2 separate regions of the Mus musculus genome follow, and region 2 is linked to region 1. A link is a loop called in an ENCODE intact Hi-C map of the cell type or tissue named here. Cell type or tissue: left cerebral cortex. All regions are shown on one strand.

What was found. Peaks named below come from ENCODE experiments on the same cell type or tissue, not always from the same donor. Only the 100,000 strongest peaks of a DNase experiment are listed, where the experiment ranks them.
Region 2: a loop joins it to region 1, with 2.1 times the contacts of the local background. A loop is called at or near these places in 1 of 42 quality-filtered maps.

The regions. Positions count from the first base shown.
Region 1 is chr2:91,985,049-91,990,048 of GRCm38, reverse strand. Creb3l1 (cAMP responsive element binding protein 3-like 1) reads left to right here. Exons shown (of 12, transcript NM_011957.2): 9 at 2,914-3,013; 10 at 3,762-3,888. Among named protein-coding and RNA genes, the nearest start is that of Creb3l1, 37 kb to the left of the region's middle. In left cerebral cortex, CTCF peaks have their summits at 97 (motif pointing right), 2,332 (motif pointing left) and 3,763; DNase peaks (open chromatin) are centred at 2,327 and 3,771.
Region 2 is chr2:92,375,185-92,380,184 of GRCm38, reverse strand. It overlaps Pex16 (peroxisomal biogenesis factor 16), which reads right to left and starts at 4,946. Exons shown (of 11, transcript NM_145122.2): 1 at 4,510-4,946; 2 at 4,279-4,314; 3 at 3,482-3,558; 4 at 2,622-2,755; 5 at 2,394-2,494; 6 at 1,512-1,592; 7 at 1,237-1,389; 8 at 1,079-1,151; 9 at 850-969. The coding sequence starts at 4,621. In left cerebral cortex, a CTCF peak has its summit at 3,040 (motif pointing left); a DNase peak (open chromatin) is centred at 4,859; H3K4me3 peaks cover 1,382 bases; H3K27ac peaks cover 792 bases.

The DNA of each region.
Region 1 (5,000 bases):
TGGCTGCCACCAGTGTTGCTGTGGTTTGTTGTTTTATGTGCATGAGTGTTTTGCCTACTGTGTGTCTGTGCAGCATGTGCATGCAGTACCCATGGAGGCCACAAGAGGGTGTTGGATCCTCTGAAACTAGAGTTCCAGACAATTAGGAGCTGCCATATAGATGCTGGGAACTGAGCCCAGGTCCTCTGGAAGAGTGGTCAGTGCTCTTAACCCTTGAGCCATCTTGCCAGCCCCTTCAATCAATACTTTTGTATGTCCCTAGAGCAATTCCTATACTACTAAATCTGATGGCCAAGACCTTTGCCACTCAAAGCCAGCTCCCCATGTGACCCGAGAACTTGTGAGAAATCAGGAATTTCAGGACTTTTCTAAGATTGCTGAGCCAGAATGTACATTGTGTGTATGTGCGTGCATGCGTGTGTGCATGCGTGCGTAAGTATGCAGAGGTCAACATCCAGCATCCTCTTTGGTTGTTCTTCACCTTATCATCTGAAACAGGATCCTTCTCTGAATCTGACACTCACTGGGTGGCTGACTGAGCTGGCTCTGTGTCCAGTGTCCACTGCCCCCCTCCTCCCAACACACCAGGACTGTGGCAGCCATACCCAGCCAGCCTTTCTTTTCTTTCTTTTTAACTTTTTAAGATTTTATTTGTTTTATCTATATGAGTACACTGTAGCTGTCTTCAGGGACACCAGAAGAGGGCATCGGATCCCATTACAGATGGTTGTGAGCCACCATGTGGTTGCTGGGAATTGAACTCAGGACCTCTGGAAGAGCAGTCAGTGCTCTTAACCGCTGAGCCATCTCTCTAGCCCTCTTTCTTCCTTTCTCCCTTTCTTCCTTTCTTCCTTCCTTCCTTCCTTCCTTTCACCTCTTCCTTCCTTCCTTCCTTTTTTTCTTTTTTAATTTGAGACAAGGTGATTATTATTATTATTATTATTATTATTATTATTATTATATAGCTCTGGCTGCCCTGGAAGCTGCTAATGTAGACCAGAGTGGCCTCGAACTCACAGAGATCATTGCCTCTGTGTCCTGAGTGCTGGGATTAAAGGGGTGAGCCACTGGCTCATGCCTGGCTTTTTTTACATGGGTGTTGGGGATACAAATTCAGATCCTCATGCTTGGGTGATAGCACTGTACCTGCTAAGCCAGCTCTCAAATTGCACTTTAACAAGTACCCTGGATGGGTCCATTACATTGGGTTTGAGAAGCATGAGTCTCAGGAAGCCAGCATGGCACCTGGCTTGTAGCATAAAACTACAGATTTGGACCTTGGGTTCTGGCTCTGGTCTGCTATTGTCTGTGACTCTACTGTTTCTTGTGAGCCTCTCTGGGCCTCAGTATTCTTGGTGACAGTGATGTGACACCAGCAACTGGCTAACGGGACTGATGTGAAACTCTATAAGACACAACCAAAACCAAAATGATCTGTGGCATTAAAGAGTGCTTTCTTCTTGATTCTAGATCGTGTCCTGAGCTATGAATCCATACTGTTTTCTAGGAGTGATTACAGTCACACAAGCAACAGTATTTAGTAGAATCCTAACACAGGACACTGCCTTCTGTGTCCTGGGCTATGAATCCATACTGTTTTCTAGGAGTAATAACAGTCACACAAGCAACAGTATTTAGTAGAATCCTAACACTGTCTCCTTGCTAGCTGAAAGTTGAACCTAGGACCTTGTACACACCGCACAAACACTTTACCACTTCGCTAAGCTCCCTTGCTATGTTTTTAGTTTTTGTCTGTTTACATATTTTAAGTTTTTAGTTTGTTTATTTTTTGAGTATGTGTGTGCACACCATGCTGTTACCTGTGCAGGTTAGATGGCAAATTATAGTAGTCAATTCTCTCCTTCCACCCATAGGTACCAGGGACGGGACTGGGGTTATTAGGCTTGCTGGCAAGTACTTGTATGTGCTGAGCCATTTAACCACCCCTGTCACTTTTTGAAACATGTTCTTGTGTAGCCAGGTTGACCACAAACTCATGATGCCCTTGAAGCTGTCCTTGGACTCCTGATCCTCCTTCCCCTCTGGCTGCCTGGCCCAGTGCAAGGCTTCTTCCAGGCGTGCACCACCTAGCCTAACCTGAGTGCTCAATTTTTGAAATCAGGGTTTTTCTGTTTTGTAGCTCAGTCATGAACTTCCTATGTACTTGGGCATCCTTCTGTTTCCCAGGCCTCAGGAGAACTTGCTACATATTTTCTCCTTTCCTTTCTCAGACCCAGCTTCTCAGGCAGGAATGGGGTAGGGGCGGAGCCTTCAAACTTCACCTCGCTACCTCTGCCCTTAAAAATCTGTTTTAAGACTATTGCGCCACCTGCTGTCCACTTCAGGAACTGCATGAACACTGCTGGGTGGAGAAGTGCAGTATTAACCAGGATTCTGTGCTGGGCAGCACCTAGTTCTTGCCCTCAGTTAGCAACTGAGACAACAATGGAACTCCCCAAATAAAGCTAATGTGCTACAGGTGCTGTGATAATGGTAAAACAGCAATAAATGAACATAAACAATGGCCCATTTACTGACTGCACTACACACTATGTCAAGTGTCTTTCTTGTGGAATCAGGGTGCTGTGGGGTGCAAGGGAGGAGAGTCAATATCTCTGTGACTGGTGCTGCATAAGAAAAGGAAATCCATCCTCTCCTGAGAAGTCAGGAGCAAGAGTTAGGCACCCCTAAGCTTCTACAGGATGACCCAGCTTCCCACCATGAGTCAGGTCCCCGAGACCCAAGCCAGGCTGCAGAAAGCCTACCAGGAGGTGACCTTTTATATCTTGACTACAATGGGCACCAAAGCATAGAGGCCCAGTCAGGAGCCAGCCAGGGCTCCTCAGGAGAGGCCAGGATGCAGACATGGCTGCTGTACCTGAGTCCCCATGGTGACTTCTGTGCCTTCCTCAGGACCCTGCTCCAGCAGCTGCAGAAACTCCAGACTCTGGTCACCAGCAAGATCTCCAGACCGTACAAGATGGCAGCCACGCAGACCGGCACCTGCCTCATGGTAGGTGCTACTCCTTAGCATAAGGCAGCAGGGGGAAGCTCTTCTTGAGGCTAGCTCTCCAGGACAGTGAGCAGAGTCTGAGGGGACCAGTGACCTGTCCAGGCCAGTTCTAATAGATGTGAGGTTGATGCTGCTAAATCTAGTGAAAGGCAGGTCCTTGGAAAAGTGGCTTCTATAGATTCAAGGAGTGTGATTCTTCTTGGGATGGGTGATAGGGAGAAAATAAAGGAGCCCCCCTCAGGGTCCCCAAGGCTAGAGGGGACACCTAGGTCAGGCTCAGCCTCTGAGTGGCTCTCTTCCATTAGTCTGTCCTCCCTGGTAAGCACATGTTGCCTCTGACATTCTAAGGGCAGGGCCTCGCTGGAGCTCCCCGGGGCCCTTGGCTCCTTCTCAGGCTCAGGCTGCGAAGGTGATGTGGCTATGTGTCCTTCTCCCTGGTCACAGTTGCAACCCTCCCTTCCCCTTCCCCCCTTCCCCTTTCTTCCTTTCCTGATTTCTCTATAGGTGAAACCACACAGAACCCCGCCCTCTGGTCTCTGGTCCCTTTCATGTCACTAGATTGGATTAAAGGTGACTTGAACAGCCTGTGTCTGCTTCCAAGAGAGCAGCCAGCTCTGGGGAGGCATTTGGGGGAAACTGAGCCTTTTGCGTCCAATGCTTTAGGGTGAGGAGAGTTGGGAGTGGCCAGTCTTGTAGGCCTGCCCTGCCCCAGATCCGACTAATAATAGACTGCTCTGTCTACTACTAGGTGGCAGCCTTGTGCTTCGTTCTGGTGCTGGGCTCCCTTGTGCCCTGCCTTCCTGCATTCTCTTCCGGCTCAATGACTGTGAAAGAAGACCCTATCGCAGCTGACAGTGTCTATGCAGCCAGTCAGAGTAAGTACCTCCAAACTCTGGGTGTTAGCCAGTTACTAGAGAGAAGCCATATCAGCTGCACTCACACCTTTAATCCCAGCACTCTGGAGGCAGAGGCAGGTGGATCTATGAGTTCAAGACCAGCCCAGTCTACATGAGGAGTTCCAGACCAGCCAGGGATACATTAGTGAGACCCTGTCTCCAAAAAGTCTGGAGTGCTGGAGAGATAGATGGCTTGGTACTGGCTGCTCTTTTAGAGGACCCATGTTTGGTGCCTAACCACCCATATGGTGGCTCACAGCCACCTGCAACTCCAGTTCCAGGGGATGAGATGCCAAATTCTTGTCACCGAAGGCACCAAGCACCCAGGTAGTACACAGACACAATGGCAGGCAAAGCATTCATACACATTAAAAAAATTAAAAATAAATATTTATAAGAGATTTGGGTTGGCATTATCTCATTCTATACTCTTTTTTTAAAGATTTATTTATTATTATATGTAAGTACACTGTAGCTGTCTTCAGCCACACCAGAAAAGGGTATCAGATCCCATTACAGATGGTTGTGAGCCACCGTGTGGATGCTGGGAATTGAACTCAGGACCTCTGGAAGAGCAGTCAGTGCTCTTACCTGCTGAGCCATCTCTCCAGCCTGAGGACCAGATTCTTTGCCTCTCTGAGATCCTTTGGCGCAGCGATGTGGAGAGGGCAGACTTAGTGGGCGGCAGAGTGTTCTAGGGACAGCAAGTGAGTGTCAGTCTTCAGTCATTTCTGATGTGACAGTGTTAAGAAAGCCGCTGAGGCACAGGGGACCTGCAGCAGGTGTCAGGACTCTGCTGGGAGTGCCTACCCCTGGGGAGCATGGTAGTTGTGATGTGGGTGCCACCCCAATGGAGTGCGGTGTGGTTCATTTCAGAATCAGTCACAGCCGGCTCTGCATTTGCTAGTTGTGTGAGCCAGGGTGCACATCTTGGCTTCATGTTGATTTCTAGACTCCAGAAACTGCCATCCTTACAGTGAGCATATACCTTGCCTTCTGGAATAGCTCCTGACATGAGGGGAAAGACAGGCCACGAACAGCAAGAGTATAGGGAACAGCAAAGATTAGCATGGCTTTCAGAGGTAGAGGCC
Region 2 (5,000 bases), 390 kb before region 1:
TTCTACCTTCCTACCATTGGTATTCAACAACAGTGCTTCCTAGGGGCCACTCAGAGCAAGGTCTGTACCCTGGAAGTTTCCGGAGGGAAGGAAGCTGGTGAAAGAGCAGAACTACACAGAAACCTCACCAGCCAATGCTCAGAGTAGGCGGGGTCTGGGAAGGTCCCCTCTGCCTCAGAGAGAGGCTTAAGATAGGGGATTTCCACAGGAGAACTTGGGGCGGGTTGGAGATGTGGTTCATGTGCTTAGCATTGAGGCCTGCGGCTTGAACCCCAGCAGTCCTCGGGGGGACAAGACCTAACATCACGTCATTATATATCAAGCACAGGCAAACACATTCGGTTACCGCATGCTATAAAACCTATCAGCCGGGCCCCAACACTGTCCCTGTTTACAGGCGAGGACATGAGCCCAGCTCCTGCTCAGACACCCCACCATATGTCATAGTGCCCTGGCAGGCCTTTTTCAGAGATTTCTCTGGCTAATGCAGGGGCTCTGATCCTCAAAGTTGATCAGTGTTGGGTGGGCCCAGCAGTAACAGTCTAGTGGAGGCCTGCTTAGTTGCCCAGCCCCTTTGAAGCATAGCGCCTGCTCTGCGAAGTGGATGTCCCATGGAGAAAAGAACTGGAGAGGGGCAGTCTGCACCAACTGTGCCCTGCAGATCTTGTACCCTGCTGTCAGCAGTCTCTCAACACCAAGTATGAAAATTCACACTGGCCTGTCCCCTTTGAGGGCAGGCCATGTGGCTCTGGAGGCTAAATAGCACCAGAGCCAGCAGTTACTCAGCAGACCCCAGCCCTCTCCATGCAGCACGGAATACCCTGGTGATGGGAGGAAGGCTATCCTTACTCAGAGAAGCGGTCATAGAACGGTGAGCGTAGCAGGTAGTATAGCAGCAGGATTGTGCGACGCCTCAGTTCTAGCCGCTCCCTCCGGGTCAAGTTCTTCCTGTCACTCAGGAGACTCAGGCTGTAGGGGAAGGGACATAGGGACAAGGATGACCTATGACTCTGAGAAAGAAAAAGCCACACAGCAAGCAGAGAGCCCCATGGAACTCCATATCCTCACCCATTCTCACCTAGTCATATCTACCACACCAGACAGTAGCCAGGGTGTCCACGATCGCTGACCCCATAAGCCCAGGCTGAGCACTGACGGTCAAGATGTCAAGGATATCTGCAGTGCAGGGTCCAGCTCAGCTCCTCCCCAGCCCGCCACCAGCACAGCTAAGGATACAGTGCAGCAGGGGCCGGGCGATGTACAAAGACTCTGCAATGGTCTCCTGCAACCCCAGAGGTGTTGGGGGTGTGCTCAGTTCCTCCTGCTGCTGTTTCTGCCGAATTTCCCGCTGCTGAGGGGCTCCCCAGTACCGTGAGTGCAGGGATGGGCCTAGAATATAAAGACAAGGTCAGTGAGCCAGGAGCCAGAGTGGGTGCTGACAGAAGCCAGTCCTACGGGCTCACACTGACCTCAGCACCTAGGTGCCCAGTCCAGCTACATCTTCCACTTACTGTTCTGGAGGGTTCGCACCACTCTGTGTGACCGTTTCCCCACATATGATGGCTCCTGGCTGCCCGGATTGTGGTCACCATCTAGCAGGCATAAACAGGACATAATGTAAGAGGGACACATTCCTAGCAGAGCCTGCAGAGAACATGTGTACAGTGAATGCTTGAGGATCTACAGAGCACAAGAGCCTGGCCTCAGGCAGCAGCTGAACTAAGGGAATCACACCCAGAGACCGTGGTTTGGCAAAAATCTTTCCATAGAGGGAAGCACTCTGGCACCTACCCTGGCCCAGGAAGAGGCCATCCTCACGCACAGTCAGTCAACCAAGAGCCTAAAGATACTAAAGGAAGGATAGGAGGGCCCACCCCATCAACATCTGTCGGGGCTATAGGACTGTGAGGCTGCATTCTCTCGATCTCTTGTGGTCAAGTTCACATCACTGTCCCCTTTCAAAATAAGGGGGAAGACTGGAGGCTGACGGAGGGGCCCAGAGCAGCCAGGTGCCCTGCCTCTTGAGGATACGGTTCATGATACAGAACCAGGCCCAAGACAATTTTGGCAGGACACCTACCTTGTGCTGGTGCGCTATCCCTAGTTCCTGTAGCCTACAACAGAAAAGAAGGACTCTTGCACACGTCCCAAGTTCAGGGATGGGAGTGAAGCTCAGTGGTAGAGCACTCGACTCGCATGTACAAGACACTGGGTTTGACCGGCAGGAGCTCAAACAAATAAACTCCCAAGTTTAAGTTCTCATTTTCTCCAAACCTTGCCTTCTTCTTTCTTATAGAATAAATAAATGGGAGTACTGAGCTGACAGGAAATGTGCTGCAGAGCCTCAGAGCAGTCCCACACCCCACTCCACTCCTGGGAGAGAAGCAGCTTACCCAAGGGCTGTGCCTGAGTTTCCCTGTCCAGTGGAACAATGGGGGGTGATGTCTGAATGCCAGCCTTGAACCAGATCAACAGGAGCATGCGCAGGACGGCCCTGGGGTGGGGATTATGGCAGTTAGGGGAAAGCGGTTAGAAAGCAGGTAGCAAGGCTGCTCTGCTGAGCACCTCATTGCTGGACTGGGTCACCCCACCTCAGTCCTGCCCTCCACAACCCAACCTACTTGGCCAACTGGATGAGAGCAATGACGAGCCAACGGCCTACTTCGCCCCACACCTTGGCAGCCCCCATCTCCATGAACACCTCCACACACTCCAGTACACTCAGCCATGTCAGCAACTTCTGCTGGGACAGCGACTGCAAGAAGCCCAGAGGTCAGGGAGCTTCTCTACCCCAAGTGCTGTCTTAGAAAAAGCAGGCTGCTCCAGCAGGTGGGGGCCTCCTCCTTTCTAAGCCTAACACCTCAGTTCAATACCAAATCCATTGCTACCAGGCTGGCTGGCCTGGGACAGGCCTTTCTAGCTCTCTAAGACTTCATGCATGAGGGCTGGAGAGACGCTCTTCTACAGGTCCTGAGTTCAATTCCCAGCAACCATATGGTAGCTCACAACCAGCTGTAATGGAATCGGATGCCCCCTTCTGGTGTGTGTCTGAAGACAGCTAAAGTGTACTCATATATGCAAAATAAATAAACCTTAAAAAAAAAAAAAGACATCTGTAGGATTTAGTTTGTTTTTTGGAGACAGGGTTTCTGTGCGTAGCCCTGACTGCCCTGGAACTCACTCTGTAGAACAGGGTGGCCTTGAACTCGAAAATCCGCCTGCCTCTGCCTCCCAAGTGCTGGGATTAAAGGCGTGCACCACCATTGCCCAGCCTTGTTTTTTGTTTGTTTGTTTGTTTTATTTTGTTTTTTAAAAGAAAAGAAAAGAAACTTCATGCATGAGACTACCAACAATTGATCTGCGGCTCATGTGGGCATGCCTCACTCTCTGAGACAACGACATGTACCACACGTGCTGGTCATTACTGTTTTCCTCCCAAGTCCCTGAGCTTCCCACCCCCAGCTCCTGGCAAAGTTCTCACCACAGGCAACTTTTTTCGAAGCTCCTTCCTCAGGATCCCGTCATTGAGCAGCACCAGCAGGTTCGAGGCAGAGTACACTGAGAAGCAGATTGTGGTCTTGAGAGGCCGGCCCTGCTGTGGCCTTCACCCCTCTCACCCTTACCCCAGAGCCCTACCGATCACAGCTACCCACAGACTGTGTGGAAACCAACAAGCCTCTCCGCCCACTACCTCAGAGCCCCATTCTCTCCATGATGACATCTGAGCCAGTAAGAAATGAGCTGATTGGAGTGACAAGCCAGCCCTTGCTCTGCTGGACAGCACTGGTTACTGAGCTGCTCAAAACTGCCTGTCATGTTCCAAACAGCCAAATGTGTGGTCCCACCAACTCATCTTTGCTCTCTTCAGATGGTCCCCCCTGAAGGACTACATCACACCTACCTTTCAAAATCCCCCTCATCCTTTCATGATCTTCACTACCCCCACTAAGCAAACAGAGCCCTTACAGCAGGGAGGTGGGGGCACTTGAACACTGGTCCTGACATCAAGGACTTTTCTGAACTTGTATTCCTTCAGCTAGACAGAACAACAGTGCCCTTCTCATACTCATAGGTCTGATGAACTAGCAAGGTCAGGAAAGTTGCTTAATCCTAAGCAAAACCAGGAGTGAGAAGCCAGTCAGAGCCCTCACAGGTCGCCCAACTCTGGGGACACCAACTGTCTTGGGCGATGGACAGCTGATCTAGAGGGAAGCTCAGGACCTTCAATCAAGGTTCCGCTGGAAGCCTTCTCCCTCCCCAGCCCAGAGTCCAACTTACCCAGTTCAGACAGCTCGTGTGAATCGGAGAAGCGACCTAGGGAAGAAGGTATAGAAGGCGTTGGTGAGCGTCTGTTTTACCCTGCGGCTTTGGGTTCTCTAGTTTCCTCTACGCCACAGGAACCCAGACAGAACTGAAGCACCGCGACCACTACCCTGGGTCAGCAGGCAAAGAGCCATAGGGTTCCTGGGTCAGAGTCCCCAAGAAATGGGTCAAAGGTCAGTGTGGCACCTGCCAGCAGGTAACTGAGGCCCCGCACAGCCGTCTCCAACTGGGCCGTGGCGGCTGGATGACGAGTCACATACTCCTGGTAGCGGAGGCTCAGGAGCCGTAGCTTCTCCATCCTGCTCTGGCCACTGACAGTCCCACCGGCCGACAGCAAGGCTGGCAGCGGCGCCCTGCGTCCTGAGCCCTCCTTCCTGCTTCCGGCCCTAAGCCCGCCTCCCGGTTGCTCAACTTCCGCAGCCCAGGAGGACTTAGACCCGCGGAGCCCCTGAACGCCCCTTCACCCCATCTCTAGCGCCTCCTCCCCGAGACCGGGAGCTCCCACCCTCCCTCCTTCCAGCCATTGGCTCCTTCTCTCTCCGCCCTGAAGCTCTCTAGAGCTTCTGGCACCCGATCTGCAGCCTCCTTGGTTGGCTGTCTTGGCGCCTGCGTAGTTACAACTTGCGGGCAGGCTGAACAGTTCATACTAGAGAAGGTACTAAGGAGCCTCAGACTTT